2 separate regions of the Homo sapiens genome follow, and region 2 is linked to region 1. Evidence: chromatin loops called from intact Hi-C (ENCODE). Cell type or tissue: ascending aorta. All regions are shown on one strand. Links, peaks and the distances in the headings refer to the core of each region. The heading gives the core; the rest is flanking DNA. Region 1 overlaps MECOM (MDS1 and EVI1 complex locus). Region 2 overlaps MECOM (MDS1 and EVI1 complex locus).

What was found. Peaks named below come from ENCODE experiments on the same cell type or tissue, not always from the same donor. Only the 100,000 strongest peaks of a DNase experiment are listed, where the experiment ranks them.
Region 2: a loop joins it to region 1, with 2.0 times the contacts of the local background. A loop is called at or near these places in 5 of 110 quality-filtered maps.

Annotation. Positions count from the first base shown.
Region 1 is chr3:169,587,697-169,599,279 of GRCh38, reverse strand. The region is part of intron 1 of MECOM (MDS1 and EVI1 complex locus); the gene reads left to right. Among named protein-coding and RNA genes, the nearest start is that of MECOM, 70 kb to the left of the region's middle. In ascending aorta, for the core only: no CTCF peak of the experiment used is centred there; no DNase peak of the experiment used is centred there; H3K4me3 peaks cover 1,751 bases; H3K27ac peaks cover 1,576 bases.
Region 2 is chr3:169,646,013-169,657,595 of GRCh38, reverse strand. The region is part of intron 1 of MECOM (MDS1 and EVI1 complex locus); the gene reads left to right. Among named protein-coding and RNA genes, the nearest start is that of MECOM, 12 kb to the left of the region's middle. RefSeq lists an enhancer at 4,480-4,649. In ascending aorta, for the core only: no CTCF peak of the experiment used is centred there; no DNase peak of the experiment used is centred there; H3K4me3 peaks cover 484 bases; H3K27ac peaks cover 7,686 bases.

The DNA.
Region 1 (11,583 bases), core at 2,230-10,229:
CCTTCCAAAGTGCTGGGATTACAGGCATGAGCCACCGTGCCCGGCCTTATGCTAAAGGGGACACACTTTAAACTGTGGCTCACGTTAATGCGTATAGGGTTCTTCGCTATCGGTTGTAGCTCACTTCAGTTTACTTTAGTTTGGTAAAATTACATTTAAGGTGTGAGGATGAGGTTTAACGTTTTATCAAAACCCTGAATGATGGAAGCAGAGTGGTATGAATGAATATGTCTGTTTTGATCAGGTACAGGCCCAGTGCAAGCATTTAGTGTAGTTTGTTTCTAAAGCTACATGTGTCATATCAATAACAATTCTATTAGGCAGTCACATATCATATTCATTAAGGTCACAGTCTGACCTGTGATGTTTCCAAAGTTTCTCTCTTCTCTTTCCTTTGACCTTCATGGTTTTGATGCCTAGTCCCATATTTTCTTCTTCACTCTGGCCTCATTTGGATCCATTTTTGTCTCCTGTTTTCTTAAGACCCTTCTCTTTGCTAGCTGATCTGATCTAGCAACTCATGATGATAATAACGTCAACAGATAATACCTATTAAGAGTTTATATGCACCAACTGCGGTGCAAATTGCTCACTATACTACACTCAGACGAAAAGTATCATTACCCCCCTTTATGAATGAAGTAAATCTACAGATCAGGATCCCATGGCTAGTTCAAGGTGGCGGTAGAATTGAAAACCAGGCTTCTGTCTCTGACATCATGCTGTTTCCATTACACCACAGAATTTAGCACTACAAAAAATAGTTACTGGAAGACTTTGTTCTGCTATCTTCTTACATTTTAATTCCACAGTAAACCCTCCCACCCTATTTTCTTTTGGTTCTTGTATGAGATTGAATCTTTTTTGTATGTTTTATTGGCAGATGTATATTTTTGAAAAATTTTCAGCCAGTTTTATAACTTGCTGTTTATTTCATATGATGGAAATTACAGCTGCGAAGATGCCATTTTAAGATAAAATTGCATCTAATGCTAATTTAAAATTGGCACCTGGTTTTAAAGTTTATTTAAGGACATTGCTTGTTTATTGGATACCTTTAAACACTTAAATTATTTTCAGATTGATAGCAGGGCAGTTGGAAATGGTGAAGGAGAAAAATGAATTTTTTGTACCCTTATTATGAATCTTTTAATATTTTCATCCTGGTAAAACTTATGAGGCAGCTCTATTTTGAAGATCCAGAAAGGTTGATATACTGGGTGTTTTTCTCTTATTTATTATGGTTTCCTGTAGGGGCAAAAGCTTGGACAACTCTCCCTAACGCTGGAAGTGCCAATTATCTGATGTGTTTACTTGATTTACAGCCTAAGTTTTTGTAGATATCCTGAATTTGAATAAACAGTGGACCACCATCCATGTTTAGTGTGTATTTCTCTATTTGAAATTGTCTCTGTATGACACCAGTCTTCCTTTAATAATAACAGGCTCCTATTTCATTATTCTGGGACAGGAACCTCAGGATATTAGGCCTTGTGTGTTGATACTCCCTCATGAGCTGTTTTGCCACTTCACCAAGAACTCAAAATCAGAGCCCCTGCCAACCAGAGGTATCAAGGTTTGTGAGGCAGGTTAAATCACCCAGAGTGGTCAAATGTCTGAGGACCTAGTCTAAGACTACTGATGCAATTTGAAATTGTAGTCTGTGTATCTGCTTATTATATTTTTTGAAAGAAAAAAACCCAACATGATTTTTTAAAGACATCTGCTCATCTGCTCTGTGCCCATTCTGATATTGGCTGAATATGATGCTCTTGCATTTAGCATTGTTCTTTCTGCAGGCCCCATAAGTCAAAGTTCTCCACGGGTCCTGTGTACAAGGCTGGGGCTGTCTATGTTGGTTTTCCTGAGCAGCTTTCCGTCACCTCCCTGGTGTTGTTGCACAAAGACTCTTTTGTCTGACAATATTGGACTCTTCTCAAAATCTAAGCACTTTCAGGAAAAGACTTGGAAGTCTATCTTCTCAGTTTCCACACCTCTTCGCCCTCTGAGCTGTCATTTAGTATGACTGGTTGTTAGACTCTCCACCCGGCTCCTTATTCAGTTTATTAGTGGATTGCATTATTACTGTACCTATTTTTAAAACTTATGTTGAACATCTCTTAATGTATCCCTGTCTTCTATTTTACTTCATCTTACACTTTGATAAGATTGAGATTTTAGGTGATGTTACTTTTCCATGTCAGGCTGAAGTTCAGTGAGATATTTAATCTTTCCTATACCCTAGCTTGGAAACATGCACCTCTTCACCTCCTTCCAACCCCTCAACTCCCCATAAAACTTTCATTGTCCTAAGAAACTTTTTCTTTTTAAACCAGCAAGATTTGATACACTCTATTTGAATAAGAAAAAAATGCTAATGTGTTTGACTAGTCCAATTTATATTCATAAAATATAGTCACAAAAGAAGAGGCATTTCATTAAACTAAGGTATTTGTAACTATAAGATATTTATATTGGGGAGGTTGTATTTAATATCAGAATACACTGAGGTCATTTATATTTGTTGCTAACTGGAAACACTAATTCTATGGAACAGTCTTTTTTTTTTAGTTTTAATGTTTTTTAGGTTTTAATTTTTGATCAAACAGCATTTTAATTGTTACTGTGCTGTATGGTGAGCGGTAAACTGCTTGCATTTATTTTCTGGTCTGTGTACAGTCATGGAAATAAGGATTTAGTGTCTCTGTAATGTGTACATTGTGATATAATCACTTGTACGCAAAATAGATTTCCTTCATATGCATTTTGAGGACACTTTACCCATTATGAATTCTGCTGAAAACAGTTTTTCAGGTAGAGATGCAATTATATGGTGGTCTACAAGGAGGAACTAACCAAGGATTTCAATTAATAATGTACTTTCAGCCCTCAGAGATATTACGTTTGCCCGATCAAGGGTTATCCATCACCGCCTGGGCTACAGCTGTCTTCCTTCTCTTGTTTCATGTTCTGTGAATGTGCTCATCCAATATGCCCCAGGACAGAAAGCTCTTGGCACAAGAGTTTACATCTAAGTGTTTTCTTCTAAGGCCAGTGACAGTTTCTGAAGATGAAACTTGCACATCTCTCGGAAGTATAATATTAAAGAGTTACATGTAACATTTCAATGAATTAAATAAACTACACCTTTTGAGAAAATGGAGAAGTTGTCAATAATATTTTCCATCCAATTATTCAGTTAGGATGTCTAGAATCCCTCAAATAACATTATATTTTCAATTAGCTAGTTTATCGATTCATCTTGTATTATTTTTCAAAACAGAAAAATATAAACATTATTCTTATTATTGGTGTGCTAGTGTCTGATTGAAATTGACTATATGAATGAAAGAATTCTATTTTTGTATTTGGATTTGATGTTTTTTCTTCAATGTGCCAAAAGTTATTTAAAATAATGTCTACTTTAAAAAATACTACCTCTCTGGTTTTGGTATTTGTGTTTCATATTGAAGAATGGAGTCCCCACAGTATACGTATCCTATAGCCAAGTAACTGCATTTATATTGTTATAAATTTTTGAGGTTGGAATCTCAAGTTTTTAAATTAAATAACTACAGTTAACTGTATTAAGTGTAAGGTTGAATTTGATCAAAAATAAGAAAAGCATTTATGACAACCCCTGTAAATGTTTAAATACTTTAGTTGTGTTTGTGAGCATTAAATTGTATTATAAGAAGCCAACACTGAGTATACTGGTTCCTCTGGGACACATTTGACTTTTGGGAGATAAAAAAATCTTGCATTAATGAAATTCTGCAAGTTTTTGATTTAGTAGACAATGTTTCCAGTATATATGAAGCAATTTTAAAGTGTATATGTGTATAATTACTTGTAGAAACTGTTTAACTTTAATGGGGCATTTCTCGATCACATAATAGGAAAACTAACAGCTTTAATTAAGATTTATGAAGCATAGAGGTAATATATTCTGCTAAATTAGGTAGTCGTTGGTGGGTAGTATGCTTTTAGAGATGAATTTTCTACGTATACTTCACTTCCTTGTGCATTTTGGGTTTAGAAAGGTAATTTGTAACATTAAATCCCTGTATCCATTAGTAGACAAAAGTAAGCTTTGTTTTCTTTTTAAACTTTTAATTAATAATAATAATTTAGTAATGGGCAGATACCATTAAGCATTTCTTTAATCACTGATTTCAGGTCATAGCCACATGAGCCTGTCTTGAAGAAAATAAAGAAAATTCACCATTTTATTCAAGCAACTGGTTAATTTGAAATTGAGTGCTTAGAAACTGGTTGTAGGACTTAAATCAACCAATTCACTTAAAAGAAACAGTTCTCACTAAATTAAATCAGTCCAGCCCTCCCTCCCCCATTAATTTTAGAATATAGATCCAGTTTTTTTTTTGTTTTTTTTTTTTTCAGTTAGATCCAGCTTTTAAGGTCAGATTCTGTGACGTTTATTTGTGTTCCATACTAGGCCTGCTGTGTTGCCTTGTTGTTTTAACATGTTGGTAAGCTTATCAATTGATATTCAGAGAGTATCAACTTTGAGACTCAGGATAAGCTTTGTTATGAAAGCCAGCTGTGTGAAATGCCTGCAGATGGACTAGTGGGAGCGGATGGGCCTGGATCTCCCTTGCTCAGCCTGCCATTCACCTCTTCCCATTTCCCCAAGCAGAGGAGGCTCAGACTTGAGAAGGACTAATGGAAACTCCTCTTCTCCCAGTATTCCTTCAGGGTAGTGGTTGTCGAACTGTAGCCTGTATCGGAATCACCCAATGGGTCTATTAAGCCAGAATGCTGGCCCTGCCCCCTGGAATTTCTGATTCTGCAGGTCTGAGCTGGGGCCTAAGAATTTGACTTTCTAGGTGATGCTGATACTGCTAGTCCAGGGACTACATTGTGAGGGCCACTGCTTTAGGGACAAGAACTCTAAGTTAAAAGAAAAAAAATTAGAAGAATGCCACAGCTCTAGATAGACATAGAAAATTGAGAATAGGTCATTTTCACAATGCCACATGTGCTTCTGTTTTTCTTTATGCTTAGAGCAAAGGGTCAGCTAGTTTTAAGAGAGCATTGTTTTTTTGGTGGAGGGCCTTGAGGTACTTAGGTGAAAAGGTGTTTTTTTTTTTTTTTTTTTTTTGTGGTGGTGGTGGTGTTGTCGTTGAGATGGAGTCTCACTCTGTTGCCCAGGCTGGAGTGCAGCTGGAGTGCAGTGGTGCAATCTCGGCTCACTGCAACCTCTGCCTCCTGGGTCCAAGCAATTCTCCTGCCTCAGCCTCCTGAGTAGCTGGGACTACAGGCGTGCACCACCACACCCGGCTAATTTTTTTGTGTTTTTAGTAGAGACAAGGTTTCACTATGTTGACCAAGCTGATCTCAAACTCCTGACCTCAGGTGATCTGCCTGCTTTGGTGTCCCAGAGTGCCAGGATTACAGGTGTGAGCCACTGTGCCTGGTAGAAAAGTGGTTTTTTGAATGAAGAATAAGCAAATGAAATTGGACCACTTGGTTTAGCCTTATGAGCAATGACTGTCTTTGAATTAACTCCTTGGGAATGGGGATCTCAAGTCCAGCAGCATCTGCCTAGTCTTTTATATCTTTCTCATTGTCAGCTTGATATAGGGTAGAGCCAGTGGTTCTCAGCTGTGGTGTGCAGAGAATCATTGTGGGACTCCGTGGAAATATAGATTCCTGGACCTTACCTGGAGATTCAGATTAGATAGCTCTCAGATAGCATTGAGGAATCTGAATTTTTATCAATAACACTGAAGGAGATTCACATGCTAATATGTCATGGGCCATAGTGAGCTACATATATAGACAATCTGCACTGTATAGGGTATATTTGCCTCAGGAACCCCTAATGGTTCCTCTATTGGGAAATTTTCTCCATCAGCGTTCTTGTCTAGCTGTAATATTTATGCTGTTTTCCTGTGGAATTTAGTTTGTTAGCTCCTTCTCATACCTTGCTTTCTACCAAGTGTAGTCTTGAAAAAATTAATTTCCCTGAGTTTGATTTTTCCCATCTACAGACAGCATGCAGGATGAGGCTACAACATTTCTGCGTTTGTTTTCCTAGTGTTAATACTCTATTAACCCAGCCAAGCTGGGTGCAGTCTTGCAGGCCTGTAGTCCCAGCTTCTGAGGAGGCTGAGGCCAGAGGATCACTTGAGCCCAGGATTTTCAGACTAGCCTGGGCAACATAGCGAGACCCCTTCTCAATAGGAATTTAATTCTTAAAAAATTCTATCAGCATTTAGTAAACAATCAGTAAACAAACAAATGAATAATAAATGAAGGCATATGTATCTCATGTTTTATACATACATATATGTCTTAGATATATAAACATACACCGTATTTTTTATGTACATATATATCCCATGATGTGTGTGTAAATACATATCATGCCTACATATCATGTATAGATTTATAAGTATGTATCCATGTGTATATGTGTATGTGTGTATGTGTGTCTGTAATGTAATACATGTAATTGTGGAAAATGCTGGCAGCTGTTTGGCTTTAAGTGCCCTAATTGAGATGGAGGGCATGGCAAGGGACTCTAAGATGTGGACTTTTAATCCAGATGAAAAGATGAGACTATCATATAAAAAACAACTAGAGAAATTGAACTTCATGATTCTGTGCCCTACGTGGAAAGAATTCTAGAATTTCAGGGCAGAGAGAAGCTCATGTGCTTGGATAAAAGTTACCCAGTAAAGGCTGGACCTAAACTGGGCATTGGGCAAGGATTTAGGGGAACTAGAGAGGAGAGGGCGGTGGACACCCCAGAGGGTAGAGGAGAAGGCTGGAAGGAAAGGATAAACACAACCCAGTTGGGCAGGGTGGGCGTGAGGGCAGTAAGAGGAGGTGGAGGCTGTCTGTGAAAGGGTGAGGAAAATAATGTTGGCCAAGTAGGCTGCAGTTGGCTGAGGAATAATGTGAAAGTCAGAAAGGAAGAGGCCTTCTGGACTGGAGGCAGCCACATCCGTCTTTAGGAGTTGTGGACAGCACAGTGCTGATGCCCAGATTTTTGCTGGTGAGCCAGCAAGTTTTTGTGAACAGCAGACACCCTGGAATTTTTAATCTAGTGTTTTGTTTGGGTTTCTAGTGGTGTGTTTGGGAATTATTTGGGTTTGTTTCTGGCAGTGTGACTCTGAAGTTTGCATTGTGAGGGATGAAGAGCGAGACTGGTTGAAGGGTAACTGCTGGTCGGGGGTAGAACAAAATCTCTGAGTCACAGTCACTCAGCTTTCTGTGTTCTCTCCTTCTGAAAGTGTAAACAGCCACATCATTTCAGTTTGGTTTCTAGAAAATGAAGATGAAATGGGTGGGGACCAGAAAAAACAACAGCATTGATTTTATGAGTATTTTTTTATGGAAAATTATTCTCTATACTGTACTGTTGTTATGGGCCATCTCCTAGGATGTAAAAAGTGCTTGTTTTCAATGGAATTTTCCTTTTAGGAAAGAATTTTATCATATTGTTGCCGGAGAGCATGCTATTTGACCTGTGGTTCTGAATCTTTGTAATAAGGTACTCTACATATTATAACAGGTTTCTCTTTCATTTTGTTTGTTTTTAGTATGAGATTGTCTCTCAAATCCACACATTGTTATATTGGGTCATTCAAGTGAAATAGGTGATTAGCACGGGTTAATGGCTGTATGTCATAATAGTGTGACATAGCAGACAGAGTGTGGGCTTTGGACTCAGACAGAAGAGGCCATTCACTGCTCTGTCTTACAAGTATGTGGGTGTGTAACATGGAGCAAAAAACCAAAGAGAAATAAACCCTAAGTATCATTTGCTAAACGGTGCACTTGGCTTTCTCTCTCGGCTTGGTGCATCCGACTCTCGACTCTCCAATCATTCCAGGGATTTCTCCGTCCACAGCCTACAAAATAACAGCAGAAGGTTACCTTTGGTTTTACAAAGCCAACATTTCCTTGAATCAGAGAATGACTAAACCCACATTATAACTTAGGAGTAATATAAAGTTTACTACTTTGTTGATTTAAGTATAATTACATGTACAAAGATATAAATGATGTACAAAAGGATTCTGTTATTGATTCCCAGTTCTCCTCCACTAATAAGCGAGAGGGCTGAGAGGATTGCCACAGTCCTGGTAGGGTCTGGAGTTTTCTATTCTCGATGAGGTAGTGTTCCATGTCATTCTTGTACTGTGCCTTTCCATAGGATCAAGTTGGCATCCTTGTTTCTGATGACTTGCTAGCAGAAAACTCCCCATCTGGCTTAGGAATTTGCTCAATTTCACTTTGATTAGGGAATCTCCATCAATTCTAAAGCAGATTGCTTTCTCTAATAGGTTCTGCAGAAGGCCTGCTACTAGTTGTCCTTGCTTGCGTTTTGCATTATGCTGTGCTGGTAGGGACGCTTTCTATTTTGCTGTCTTTAGTACAGATAGTAACTTCTAGATTAGTATCTTAGCTAAAACTGATTTCACATGATCACTTCCAGTTTAATACTTGTTAAATATTTTATCTAGCTGCAGCAGCTTAATAATCTTAATGTACAATTATTTCACATCCACCATCAAGTGGCAGTGCGTGGACTTTAAAAATCCCAAGGTTTTCATTATGTAATGGGGAAAAAGTGAGAATCACACTGTTGATTTGTTGAGAAGGTTAAATGAAATATGCATATAGAAGTACCTAGCATGGTGCCTGACATACAACAGAGATTTTAAAAATACATCCTCCTTTGTACCTATGTGACAGGCCTGAATTTTCGAGAAAAGGATTTTATTCTTATTCTGGTTCTCCATTTCTAGTCTTAACAAATTGGCCTCTGACAACCATTTAGAGAAGAACATTCTGCACTGGCCATTCCTCTGTGGGAGCAGATTTTGCCAGGTATGCTCATGTATCGGTGTGGGCACTCTGATTCTAAGGTAGAGCAAATAACCCAAAATATCTCTTGCTGTTGCTATTGTTGCTATTATACCTATTTTAGCTTCCTTAGTCATCTTATTCATCTTGGTATTTACCTCATGCCTATAAGAGCAGGCTTCCCAACTTCATACTTATTCATCAAATCAGTAGATATTTTCCCCCAGAGATGTAGCATGTTAGAAAAATAAATTGGTAAAAACTAATGCTTACTTAGAGTTTGTTTTCCCTTCTTGTTTATAGAAATCCAAAACAAAAACAAACTCCACCTGAACTTGTTGATGATCTGTTGTTTTCCTGCCTCTTGTCCAGATGTGGAACAAAATGGAAGGCATGTGGAGATTCATAGTTCTGAGTCCAAAGATGCCAAGAAAGGGTAGTGCTGAATAAAAGGGAAAGTGAAGACAGAATGCCTGAATTTTAAAGGGTCTTGCAAGTTGGCTCAATTGGTGTCTTTTGTGACAAAATTGTTGCAGTGATTCCAAGGGAATCAGCCTTAGAAACACTAATTTTTCTTCAGAAATTGCATGTGATTTGAACACAGATTTGTTAAAAGTAGGTAGATGGATGTATAGGTTTGTAGGCAGATAGATAGATTTTTCTATGTGAGTCGGAATTGCAGTGTGGCGATGAAGATGAGAAATAACTTGCTTCTACTAATGCAAGTGAGGCCAGGTTAAGCCCAGAGCTTGCTGTATGGACTAGCTGTTCAGCAATAAATCAGTGGGGGTTGGGGAGGGGAGACAGTGGGGAATAGCATGCCATATTACATGGCATAAGAGAAAATCATAAAATGCCAGAGCTGAGGGGTCATTAGAGAATGTTTTTTCCATCCACATCATTTTACAAATGAGGAAACAGAGGCCCTGAGAGGTGGCATGGACTTCCTAGGACCTGCAGTTACCTATAAAGTTTAAAGTAGAATCTACTCTAACATGGTGCCTTCCTGGTCTCTAGAGAGGCGTAGGGATATGGGATGGCCGAATTTGGCCTATTGTCAATCTATGAAATTTTCAGTTACTTCTTAGAGATAAGAATAGTGGTGTCATTCACCCTTCTAGCTCTTATGCTGCAAAGCCTTGTGTCTCTGTGGGAAGCGGACAGCCTAGGTTAATATCCTGGGGCCTTCTTCTCCATCTTCATTTAATATTGAGTAATAGGGAAAATTAGCAACAGGTTAATAATTCGGAGTTTATTTCTTTCCCTAAGACTTGGAGAGTTGGGAGGGAAAAAAGAGGGCCATTTGCATTGGGAATTTTCAGAAGCTACCACACAGCCATTTGAGTAGGGTTTACTTTCTGAATTTTCTGAGTTGAGAGCACAAGGTATGGTAGACTTAAAAATATAGATATGGAATAGTCATACTTCCCAGCCCTCTAATTGGACATGGTGGTTCTTGAAGACAAGAAAAAAACCCTATGTATTTCATTTACCTAAAAGATTTCCAAATTTACTTTTCCGTAGGAGATGTAGTACATTTTCATATTCTGAGAGTCCAGTGCTTTTAAATTAAAAAAAAACCCAATTCATACATATATATCAAAGAACAGCTTCTTTGAGTTAAATCCTTGCTTGCCAATGTGTCCTTTTATGAGATAGGGTCATTTGTCATGAGGGAAAGCAGGATTAATTAACTGTGGAAAACGTACGAAGTGTGGAAACTGTGAGTTCTAAAATGTTTCCACATTAAAACACGGGAAAAGAAGCATAGATGAACGTAGACATCAGTATGACTTTTTTCTTCAGAAGGCTTAAAAAAAAATCTCTCCATCACACAAATGAAACAACCTATTATACACAGTCTTCCCATATGTCTGACGCAGAAACAAATGAGGAATGTACTTTATTTCCACATAAATTGTGTGGTTTCAAAATTCAGTTCCCTTCACCCCTGAATTCTGGCCACCATGTCACTTATATGTCTAACAGGATGACAGAACTTTTAATGGGACGAATTGTAGAAGGGGAGAACCACATAATATTGTAGCTCATGAAAGTATCAAAACAAAACAAAATAAAAGTCACCCACAAAAATCTCTATGGCAAAATAAAAAAGAATTCCAAAAGGAGTTGCCAAAGAAAGGTATATAAGTCACGGCAGCCTTGGGGAAGTCATCATCTATAGCCAGCAAGTCACTTTATGTTCTTATTTTGTTATTTACTCTGTTGTTTGATAAAATGAGTGCTTACATTGAATACTGTAATATTATACAGAAGATATAGAAACTACTTTGAAGATGAAAGATACTCTACATATCCAGGTCTCTCTTTATGTAATTTTATTTTGCTTAATACAAATAATAAAGATTCTGTTTACTTATAATTTTCTTCTGGTTTCTGATGACAATATGGTAAACAATTTTAATTATTATGGTAATTAAATTAACAAATTAATTTGGAACTGTATGGAGTTTATGCATATTTCTGGCTAATTCTGGATCTGATCCTTAAGGCCAGGATTTAATTTTGGATAAAGGGATTCATTTAAATTTGGTATTTTTTTTTTCCTGGCAGGTGAATAATAGAACTTTGTAAACAAATAGAAAAGTGCATTTTAAAAGATAAAAGACATGGAGACGCAACTGGAAACTCTTTGTTCCATGAAGCATTAGGCTATGACAGTGTACAATGTAACTGTTTGCAGTTAAATCAATACACCTTTAGAGTAGCATTGGAAAC
Region 2 (11,583 bases), core at 1,282-9,281, 59 kb before region 1:
GGTCCCTCTGGAGACTGGGTTCTGGCTTCTTGCCAATTCTGTACAATGTCAACATTGAATATTTGAATTCCCAGACTCTATTTAACAAGTTTCTAAATAAATAAACTCATTGTGTGTCTGTGTTTAAAATTATTTCACCTCTTTCATAAAAGCTACAGCATCTTATTACATTGGCCTTGCAAGTTGATTTTAAAAAAATAAACAAACAGATCTCAAGGCATTTTAATAGCCAGATCTCCACAATTTGTATGTATTGTGAAGCCATTCTCTCACGTGTGGCTGTGTAGGGGTTACCTAGAGGGATCGTGATAGCGAATTTTAATAAAAACCCCAACTAAGTTCAGAAAGTAAGTGAAATATTAACTGCGTCTAAAGGGAGCCTTGACTGTGTAACTTTAGTGTATTTAGATATTTGTTAATTTTGTCTACTGGGTCTACAGGGGACAGAGAGCCTCACTGATGTGTTCTAAATGGTTGTCTGAATACAGATCCCCCTTCCCTATTGGTATCAGTAGGTCTAGAACTCTGCCCAGATGGTTTTGTTTCTAGGCATTTTTTATCTGTGTATGTCCTTGTAAGTTGGAAGGAGTAAATATATAGATATTATCTTCATATTTCACTTTGGTGAAAAAACCACAAGTCCTATGGTTTTACTAATTATTCAGCATTTAAACATCCATACAGCATTTTTATCTATATAGAAACATAGTTGTTCTAAGAAGTACATACTGAATTTTTTTTAAGGCAAGTTCTAGTCCTTTTGAAAGTGTGGACCACATCTGGAGTTGTTAGGAAAGAAAGTGGAATTTACTCTAATTTATGTGTATAAAATACAATGTTATTAGAAAGAATGGGATTTGAAAGGGCACACGGTAAAGCCCATAACATTTAGTGGGTAATGTGGAGAACTCAAAGCCAAGACAAAAATACCATCAACCCATGCAAACCCTAAAATAGATTACAATGACCTCAGTCATTTTCATTTTCAAAAATAATAGCCATGATTAAAATGGGGGAGTGTTTTGCTTGGAACCATACTCTTCGGCATTATTATAAAAGCTGTTTTGTGGTTAAAGAACTGTTTCATTATGGAAAAAAAGGGAACTGAATTTTTAATCAAATTCCTGACTCTTCAAAAGCACTCATTCTTGAATTAATTCTTATTTTGATTTTAGTTATTATTCTTATTCATTAGCAAACGTGCTTTTGGCTTGTATATTCAGCCAAATTCTTGACTACTGACTTTTATAACAATTCTAAAGGAGAAATTTATTTAGAAAAGAGATTTTATTATGTTAGTAAACATGTGTGTAGGGGTCATTAACTACACAACATAAAGAACCAACATTTCCTAAACCTTGTTCAAGAACCTGCCTAAATGAATTAGTTGTATATGTCAAGGTTGTTCAAATGATGACATTTATGAATGAAAGTGCTTGTACATGGCAGTTTTTGTGCTTTGGCGATGGGCAGGCTTACACAACAAATATCAATGTGCTAGGCCCTGTGCACGGGCAAACCATGTTCCCTACTCTCACAAGCATTACAAACGTGCACATCAGTGTTTGAATCTGGGCATGATCCCTGATTGAAAAGTCAGGTCCTCTTCAAGTTATTGAATGCCTCTGAGGCCTAGCATCTTTACTTGTGAAGTGGGAGTAATAATACTACCCTCCTTGGGCTGCTGTGAGAGTTAATTGGTATAATGTGTGCAAAGTACCTAAGGCACATGCTCAATAAATCTTAGTGGGTTTCAGTTTCCTTATAATTTATCAGTTAAATTTTCTGAAGAAGAAACATCCTTTTTTTTCCCCTCCTGTTTAATGTTTTTATCCAGTTTCCTTTTTAAAAGTATTTACATGTCTACGGTAAGCATTTTGTATGTCTTCTCAATAAATTATGCCCTCAGAATGAAGGGAAGTCATATCTAAAATTTGGGCACATTAAAACTGTCCATACCAAGCCAAACTAGGCAGTAAATTTGTTCTGAAAACTTGAGCATCTTCCTTTGCCCTTTATTTGGAGTCGGGGTGAGGGGGATGTGTAAATAAAATGATTGAGATTTCAACTTTTCCCCACAGATTTTGGCATTGTATAGCCACACAGCCCTAATTTAGTTTTGCATACTCTCTAGTTATCATTAGGCAATAATCCCTCCTGAATGAAAATTTGACTTTTAGTGGATTGAGTTTGTAAGTCACTTTACTACTGCAGCTGGGTTGCTCCTCTTTAAATGAATGGATTAGACTAGAGCAGAGCCTGTAAATTTGCAGGTACCATAAATGAGTGAAGCAAGGTGGGTATAAGCCTTAAGCTCTCTCCTATTTTTATTTAATTTTTTGACACCCAGCCTTTGTATTTCAGAACAAGAGGGAGTGGCGGGGATGGTGGGAAACTGGCAGTTCAAGACTCCTCTAAAGGTGGCAGCTTCTTCTCAGCTCCTGCTCACTGTTACCATTTGGGCAAGGGGGTTCAGGGCCGCCAGGTCTTCCACTTTTTAAGAGAAGCCACAAATCTGGGTTTTTATGTAAGTTTTCTCTACTTTATGAAATGTTGATTCAATTTTAAAAAATTCTGCAGGCCCAACCAAACACCTCTGCCTGCAATATATAGTTTGTAGGGTTTGCAATGTCCAGATTCATTGATTTCCAAGGGTGCTTCAAAGTTTCATTTTATGGTGATATCCAGAATGGTTTTTGAATATTACCTTGTGTTTTTAAGATCTATATCTTCTTCCCCACCTCAAGTTAATATGTGTGTGTGTGTGTGTGTGTGTGTGTGTTTTGATAGGTGGAAGTACTTATTACAGAATCTGATATCTGGCCATTTATCTGGAAAAATAGTCTTTTACAACTATGTTGTGTCTTTCTTTCCCTCCATGCCGTTTCATCATTAATTGGCTTAAGAAAATAAACTGAAGCATTCCCTCCCCTTCTTGTATCCACTGGCCACCATTCTTTCTTATTTCTCACTAAACCCAATTCTTTGATTTGTGGGCTGGGGGTTGGGCAGTAAATCATTAGGAGACAGTCATCTGTGGTTTTCCACAGTGGGAGAAGGAGTCATTTGGCTACTGTGGATATTCAGAGGAAGAGTTCACCCCTGCCCTCCTAGGAGAGTCCAGATGTAATGTCCTGTACATCTGTAACTGAGGAACCCAACTGATTTTTAAGACCTGAACCTAGGATGGAGAAATAAGTTTTTAAGGGATGAACGTCTTATTTGAGCAGAGTGGCTTTCCATGTAGGAAGGTCATATATGTTCGGGTAACATGTGAAAATAAACATACTTTGCTCTGTTTATTATCATGAGTTGTATTTCTAGCAGAAGTGTTAGGTGAATAACAGGTAAAATTAAGTCTTTAGGATTAAAAATTGTGGTGATGGAATGTCAACACAATGGACTCTCCTGATAAAGATTTGACTGAGCACTTTATAATATCTAACTCAATACTGTAGTCATGGGACTTGTCAGTGAATACATATCACTATCAGTGAATATTGTTGGGAATATCATCGGATAATGCAATTCTTTTAGAGGAAGATTCTGAGTAGTGATGAACCATGCATATAAGCATTATCAATGAGTTATCACCTCATTCTCAATCTTTATACCTGATGCTGAATCTCAAATTCCTTAGCTTGGCTGTTGAGGGGCTCTACTTTTGTGCCAGAAGAATGTGGTGACTCCTGAGTACAGGTCGGGAGTGAGATTTGCCTGGGTTTGAATCCTGGCTCCACCATTTACTAGCTGGTTGAAATGAAGGCAAGCCATGTAACCTTTTTGTGCCTCAGTTTCCTTACTTGTGGACTAGAGGTACTTACCTCATGTGAGGATTTGATCAAACTAATGCATTTAGAGTGCCTTAAATAGAATAAGAGTTCAATACATTATTTTATTGACTTTTCAGGCTTGTCTTATTCAAGACTGGTCCATTCAGCCTACCTTGTTTACTCATTCTGTACCTCTCAGTCTCTTATCAGCCTACTCTTGTGTTTCTACCATCCAAATTTTGGCCATAATGTTGCCATAGTTTGTAAATCTACCCATACTGTACACTGACTGTCAAAATCTAACTCCTCTAAGATTTCATTTGAACTCCTGCTTCTTCATGATCTCTCCTGGAGATATGACTTCTATGTTATTTCATTCCAATAGTATGGAATTGTCTTTATCATCATTTTGGCATTTTATTATAAATTGCTTGTCTTCATGGTATATATCTTATTTTTCTAGGTAAACTGTAAAACTCCTGGAGAGCCCATTTCTGTTTTGTATAGGGCCTAATACTATGCTTTGCATATGGCAGATATCAATATGATTAGGTGATGGTGGTTAGCAATGGGCTTTGGTGGATTATGTGAACCCCTTCAATTTCTTTGGCTGTAAAACCTGTGCAGTTAAGTAATGTCGGCACCAGAATTCTGGGATATCTGACATTTCAAGTGCATACTAAATCCACAATTGACCTATTTTGACAGTGATAAACCACCTGGAAAGTGGAGTATTATTCCTAATTTTCACCAATAATGTCCCTCATTTTGCCAGTGCAGGTATTGCCCATGACCCCTCACTTAAATCACAAATTGTTATTGATCTTAAACTCTGTACTAGACCTGATTCTGGAGAATGTCAAAGGAGTCAAGGTAGAAATGGTAAAACATTCTGTGGACTCATGTAATTCCTAGGGATTTGGGAATATTCAGTTTACAAGTCATCAGAAGCCAAGTTTTTACCTAAATCCTAACACCAATGTAGGCAGTTTTGCTGCCTAATATTTATGCTCTATTAATATAGAGCATGGTGTCAAGCATTTTGCTGTATATTTAAATGCACTTTTATGATTAAAGATTTCTTTCAAACAATTTAAGGTTGATAGATAATGTATTGAATCTTGTTTTACTGATTAAATTAACCCAACTCACTCAACTCTGTTCCCTTAATTCAAGTGCAAACATGACTTCTTCTTCTCTGCCCCTCCCCACTCCTCTAACCCCCATCTGTCATTTCACAAATCAACCATCTCTATAGAGAAAATAGGACTGTCTGTGTCTTGGACAACTATCCTCAAGTCCTGAATGATTACAGGCTTTTAGTGCCTGTTAGGAGTTTTCTTTTACCGAGAACAGCCATATATGGTTTCTTGTGCACTTAGGACTGCTCCTAAGTCAATGGGAACTCCTCTAAGTGAGGGTAAGACTAAGACCCACAGCTTTTATGCTTAGCATAGACTTTACCTTTGGTGGGAACTATGAAATTAGTAATAAAATGTTTCATGATAAAATGATAATAAAAACGAATGGAGGGATGGAATAGCTATCTTAGTTTTGGCTAGGGTCATAGTTCATGACCTTCTTTTGGGTCCCAGACTCCTGTGAGAATCTCATAGAAAGTATGGAGCTTCTTTCCAGAAAATACACATGCAAGAAACATTTTCATACAATTTTAGCAGCTCATGGATTTCTAAATTTCTAAATGGTTGAATGGGGGTTCAACCATTTTTTCAGACTTGATTCACCTTAGCATGTTTATTATAAAACATCTTAAAGTTTTTATCAATCTTTTTTCATTGTCTTATACACAATATTTTTCTTGTTACAAAATTTATACACAATAATTTTTAAATGAAAAGAATGTATAAAATAAAAATGAAAGTTATTTTCTTTCTTTTTTGTCATAAATTGCCTGCAGATGACCACCATTCATCCTTTAGTGTAGCTTCCAGCAGATTTTTTCCCCCATGCATATATTAGCACATACATACATATAGATTTACAACTTTTTACAGCAAATTGCCTTTTCTTTTTTTTCTTCTTCGTAGGTTACTGGGGTACTAGTGATATTTGGTTACATGAGTAAATTTTTTAGTGGTGATTTGTGAGATTTTGGTGCACCCATCATCTGAGCAGTATACACCGCACCATATTTGTAGTCTTATCCCTCATCCTCTCTCCACCCTTCCCCCCAAGTCCATTGTATCATTCTTATGCCTTTGCATCCCCATAGCTTAGCTCCCATATATCAGCGAGAACATCAATGTTTGGTTTTCCATTCCTGAGTTACTTCACTTAGAATAATAGTCTCCAATCTCATCCAGGTCGCTGCAAATGCCGTAACCAAAAAAGAAAACTACAGACCAATATCCTGATGAACATAGATGCTAAAATCCTTAACAACATAGTAGCTAACCAAATTCAACAACTTATCAAAAAGATAATCCACCATGATCAAGTGGGTTTCATATCACTTGCAGGGATGGTTTAATATACACAAGTCAATAAATATGATACACTACATAAACAGAATTAAAAACAAAAATCACATGATCATCTCAATAGATGCAGAAAAGGCATTTGACAAAATCCAGCATCCCTTTAGGATTAAAACTTTCAGCAAAATTGGCATTTAAGGGACATACCTCAATGTACTAAAAGCATTATTTTATTGTGACAAACCCATGGCCAACATAACACTGAGTGGGGAAAAGTTGAAAGCATTCCGTCTGCAAACTGGAACAAGACAATGATGCCCACTCTCACCACTCCTCTTCAACACAGTACTGGAAGTCCTAGTCAGAGCAATCAGACAAGAGAAAGAAATAAAGGGCTTTTTCTTTTTTTAAACTTAATATACCTTGGATTTTTGTCTGTATGTATCAATCTAAACCATTCTTTTTAAAGGCAGAAGATCCTCTATTGTTTAGATCTAACACATTTCATTGAACCAATTCCCTGTGGATGACATTTGGGTAGTGTCCAGTTTTCAGAACAAAACAGACAGAGAAGTTCCCCAAACCAGGACCCAAAGGAATATGAAAGTAAAGTCTGCAATTAAAGGAAGCTCACAGTTCAGGGTGAAGTGTGCTGGCCTCTGAGACACGGTCACAGCAGGGTTTTGGGAAGGTCATAGAGGGTTGCTTCACTGTCAGGGCAGATCAGATTTCCAAGCATCTTTGGCTTCTGGAGGATCAAGGGTCTAAAACCAGAGCTAAGGTATATCTTTCTAAAATCCACTGTGATATATCTGTGCTATTTCAAGCTTACAGGATTATTCCAGGTCTTATATTATGCCCCATTTCTATTTCTTCCTGCTGCTTGGAACAGGCTGTAGCTGAAATCAATCCATGTAGCCCAAACTGGGTAAGGATAAGTAAGTTGTCAGAGTTTCAGGCCTCAAGGCTTTTTTGTTGTTGTTAAGTGATTTCCTTGTTTGTGTGGGACATTATTATCATACTGCCTTATCCTGTACATGTACCTAAAGCCAACTGATGCTACTAGACCCACCAAAACTTTTTTGATGTTCTTTAAAAAATTACCCACAATAATTTCTAGCTTATGAATTATGAAGACCATTTTTATAGAAAAATGTTTTTCACTGGGTAATCAGACTATGGGAAAATTTTTATAATGGAAACTATCTTTTACTTTTAACTATAGCATAAAAAATATGACAGTATAGTGTTACACACTAAAGCCCATCAGATGCAAAATTCCAGTTTTTGATTATAAGTTATAAACCAGGATAGAGAGACTTCTGAAAAGTGGTTTTCTTTGGCAATGATGTTGTTGATTAAATATAAAAAATTCAGAAAAAATTAGTTCAGCCCATTCCTTTACACAGAAGGTTACAAAAATGGAATAACTGGGTTTTGGTTCTACTGGCAAGAACTATTTTGCTTATTAAAACTCATTGGATTATATCAGATTGCAAACATATTGGACATTTTAGATTGGATTTGAAAAGGTACCATTCAAGGAATTAAAATTATTCATATAAATCTTTAAGGGATTAATTTACTTTGCAATTTTAATTCCTTAGAGCACAATATTTGTTTCAAATGCGTACTTTTTTGGTGTGGATGTTTACTGGTTGTTCCATGAGGGCATTACTCTATTAACATTTTTCAAAGTATATTTTAAGTTAGATCAATCAAATTGAATTAATGAATAGTTATCAAGTACCTAGCATATGTAAGGCATGATGAATTAAATCCTATAAACACTCAATTTCCTGAAAATATTGAACACCGACATTTGACAGACATACATATACCCCTGAAAATGATTTATTAACAGGGACAAAGATATCCATGACTACAAACTGGTTTTGTGAGCTTGGAATACTGAATCCTAAGCCTGTCTCTTCTCCAGATATTTTGTTTTCCTATTTTTTTTTTTTTTTTTTTTGAGATGGAGTTTCGCTCTTGCCGCCCAGGCTGGAGTGCAATGGCGTGATCTTGGCTCACTGCAACCTCCGCCTCCTGGGTTCAAGCGATTCTCTTGCCTCAGCCTCTGGAGTAGCTGAGACAGGGTTTCACCATGGTGCCCAGGCTGGTCTCGAACTTGTGCGCTCAAATGATCTGCAAGCCTCAGCCTCCCAAAGTGCTGGGATTACAGGAGTGAGCCACTGTGTCAGCCTGATGTTTTCCTGGAAAGTCTGCCTATCACATTTGTCTGTTGTTAGGGAAATGCTGATTGCAATAACTGAGTAAGATGTAGGATGTATTTACATAGCCCATAAACACTTTATAGAAATACAAGCCTTGGGTCTGCAGATGGGCAAATTACTCCTTCCATGCTCACAGTTTTTGCGTATTTTATCCTTTGTGCAGTTAGAGCAAACTTTCCCATCACAGTTCAAGAACAAGTTCTCTTTAAAGGATCTCATTCCTCCAGCTTCTTGCCACTTACAAGAGCACCACTGTCTGAGAGCAAAGATCTGATTAAAATGCCCAAACTGAAGTCTCCATGGTTTCCAAAGGTGTGTCTTTCTGCTAGGTTCAATTTTTATCCAGTAGAAGATAGTGCTACCCCCAAATTGACATAAACTCACAGAAGTGGCTTGTCTTTCAGGCTGGCATGTGATTTTCTTGTTCATGAAACAGAAATAAGAATAAAAAGCGCTGCCTTCTCTTCCAACTGTCTTTGCCAACCATCTTGCTGAGCTATGTGTATGCATCCAAGCCAATGTTCCAGCCACTAGGCTTGGCACAGAAATCAGTGCATTGAACATCTTTACTTTTGGGCACAGTCTGAAATTCTAAGCAAAATTCCCCATTTGCCTAAATGCTTAAGATGCGAGTGATTTACGTATTCTGTTGATAATGATGCAGTATTAAAATACCAGCAGAGACCGTGGTTTGACCCATGAAGCAGCATTGTATCATATATATTTTTTTGACCTAAAAATACTGGGTAGATGGATCATTAGAGGATGGGAAATGTCAAGGTAAAGAGCATTATATGTCTAGGGTTTTCAAAGTGCCTCATGGTCTGTATATCAGATCTCTCTTCCTGCCCTCAAGTTATGGTAATATCAGTCACCAAGGTTTTATCTTCAAGAAGACAAAATACTCTGATACCTAATACAGCATAATGAGCTCCATCTTAGTTAACCTTCCAAGTGAATCCTTGGCATTGGCCAGGACTTGTAGAATGTGACATTTGTTTCCTTCTACTGCTTCTGGAGTAATTTACCTAACCATGTCATAACATGTCATTATGAAGCTTGTTAATTACTAATAACTTTCCTAAGAGGAAAATGCTCTCTGTGGTGTTTTGAGCCCTCCCTGCCTTGAAGATAGGGACTTGTTTTTTTTCTTAGGCGTGATCATCTCAAAACTTCAGTATATTTTGGGTACCGTAAACATGTTTTCTGGCGGATAATGCTGGCTGGGACGTCAGGATGTAGGGGTTTGAGTCTCAAGTTTGCTACTCATCAGTATGGTATCCTTCTGCAGGGCATTAACCCTCTGAGCCTCAGTGTCCTCAAGCGTAAGAGAGGAACAATAACTACCTCTGTTTGGCTTCTTCCAGACCAGCAATGCTAACATAAGATGACATATGTATAAGCTTTTATCAGCTGCAAAAAGCTGTGTAAACTTAACACACACAGAATTTCTTATTAGAAACTCTAGAAATTATAGAATATTAAAAATGCTAAGAGGGTATTAAGAATGTAGACTCTGGAACCACATTATTTAGGTTTTTCAGTTTTAATCCCTTAGAGCACAATATTTGTTCCAGATGCATATTTTTTTTTGGTGTGGATGTTTACAGGTTGTTCCATGAGGGCATTACTCTAGTTAACATTTTTCAAAGCATATTTTAAATTAGATGGCTTGGTTCTATCACTACCTAGCTGTGTGGGCATTGGCCAGCTATTTACTTCTCTGTGCCTGAATGTCATCATCTGTAAAATGGAGATAATTTATAACAGCAACAATAAGTAATAACGCCAGTCAAGGTTGTTGAGTGTTCATGCGTCACTGCAGTTAATCCTCACATCTCTATGAGGTGGATGATATTATTGTCTTAGCTTAGAGATGAGCGCTCTGGAGACATGTTTGTTCTTTGCTCCAGGCCTCTCAGCTTTAAGTACAGAGCCAGGATCCAAACCTTGATCTGCTTTACAATAAAGTCGAAGAACTTAATCTGAATGAATGCTCCACTGCCTTATTTTTTTAAATCCAGAAATAAAAGTAGAACACTACATTGCCTGGGCATTCCAAAGCTCATAAAACGTAATAAGATTTTGGAAAAAAGACACTTTAACTTAAAGAAATGATTTCATACAACTCTTAGTAAAGAGGAATTTTGCTGCAATTTAAAATGAGAAAGCTTCTTTTTATGACAGGGGCTGGTCATCCCTTCATCTTTCATTTTCTTCCTCAAGTTATCTGCATTGTGATTTTCTATTACGTTATGATTTTAGTTTTGTTTAGGGAGATCCAAATGTCTTGGTTGAATGAATGACTTAGGGATACGTCATTACTTCATTGCCTGACATCACAAGCTAATTATACCTTATCATTTACCAGTGAATAGATGGTGCTAGATTCAGATTTTCATTTCCTAAACAATGTATTGTGACAGTAAATATGCCCAAGCTCACCAGCATATTTTTAGGGCAAGGAAAGCTAGCTACAACTTTCTAATTTTTTTTTTTTGTACAATACTTGAGACCAAGTCTCGTTCACTTATCCTCAATTTTGTTTTAATATCCAAATGACTTGGGCCTGCAACAAAGTATTTCACTAGCTACTTAATTGAATAACCTGTAGAATTTAGATAAGGAAAGCCTAATGAGCTCTCAGATCTAGTTCTTTTTTAATTTTTTATTATTTATTTATTTATTATACTTTAAGTTCTAGGGTACCTGTGCACAACGTGCAGTTTTGTTACATATGTATACATCGGCCATGTTGGTGTGCTGCACCCTTTAACTCGTCATTTACATTAGGTATGTCTCCTAATGCTATCCCTCCCCCTCCCCCTCCCCCCACCCCATGACAGGCCCCGGTGTGTGATGTTCCCCTTCCTGTGTCCAAGTGTTCTCATTGTTCAATTCACACCTATGAGTGAGAACATGCGGTGTTTGGCACATGCACACGTATGTTTATTGCGGCACTATTCACAATAGCAAAGACTTGGAACCAACCCAAATGTCCATCAGTGATAGACTGGATTAAGAAAATGTGGTACATATACACCATGGAATACTATGCAGCCATAAAAAAGGATGAGTTCATGTCCTTTGTAGGGACATGGATGAAGCTGGAAGCCATCATTCTTTTTTTACTTT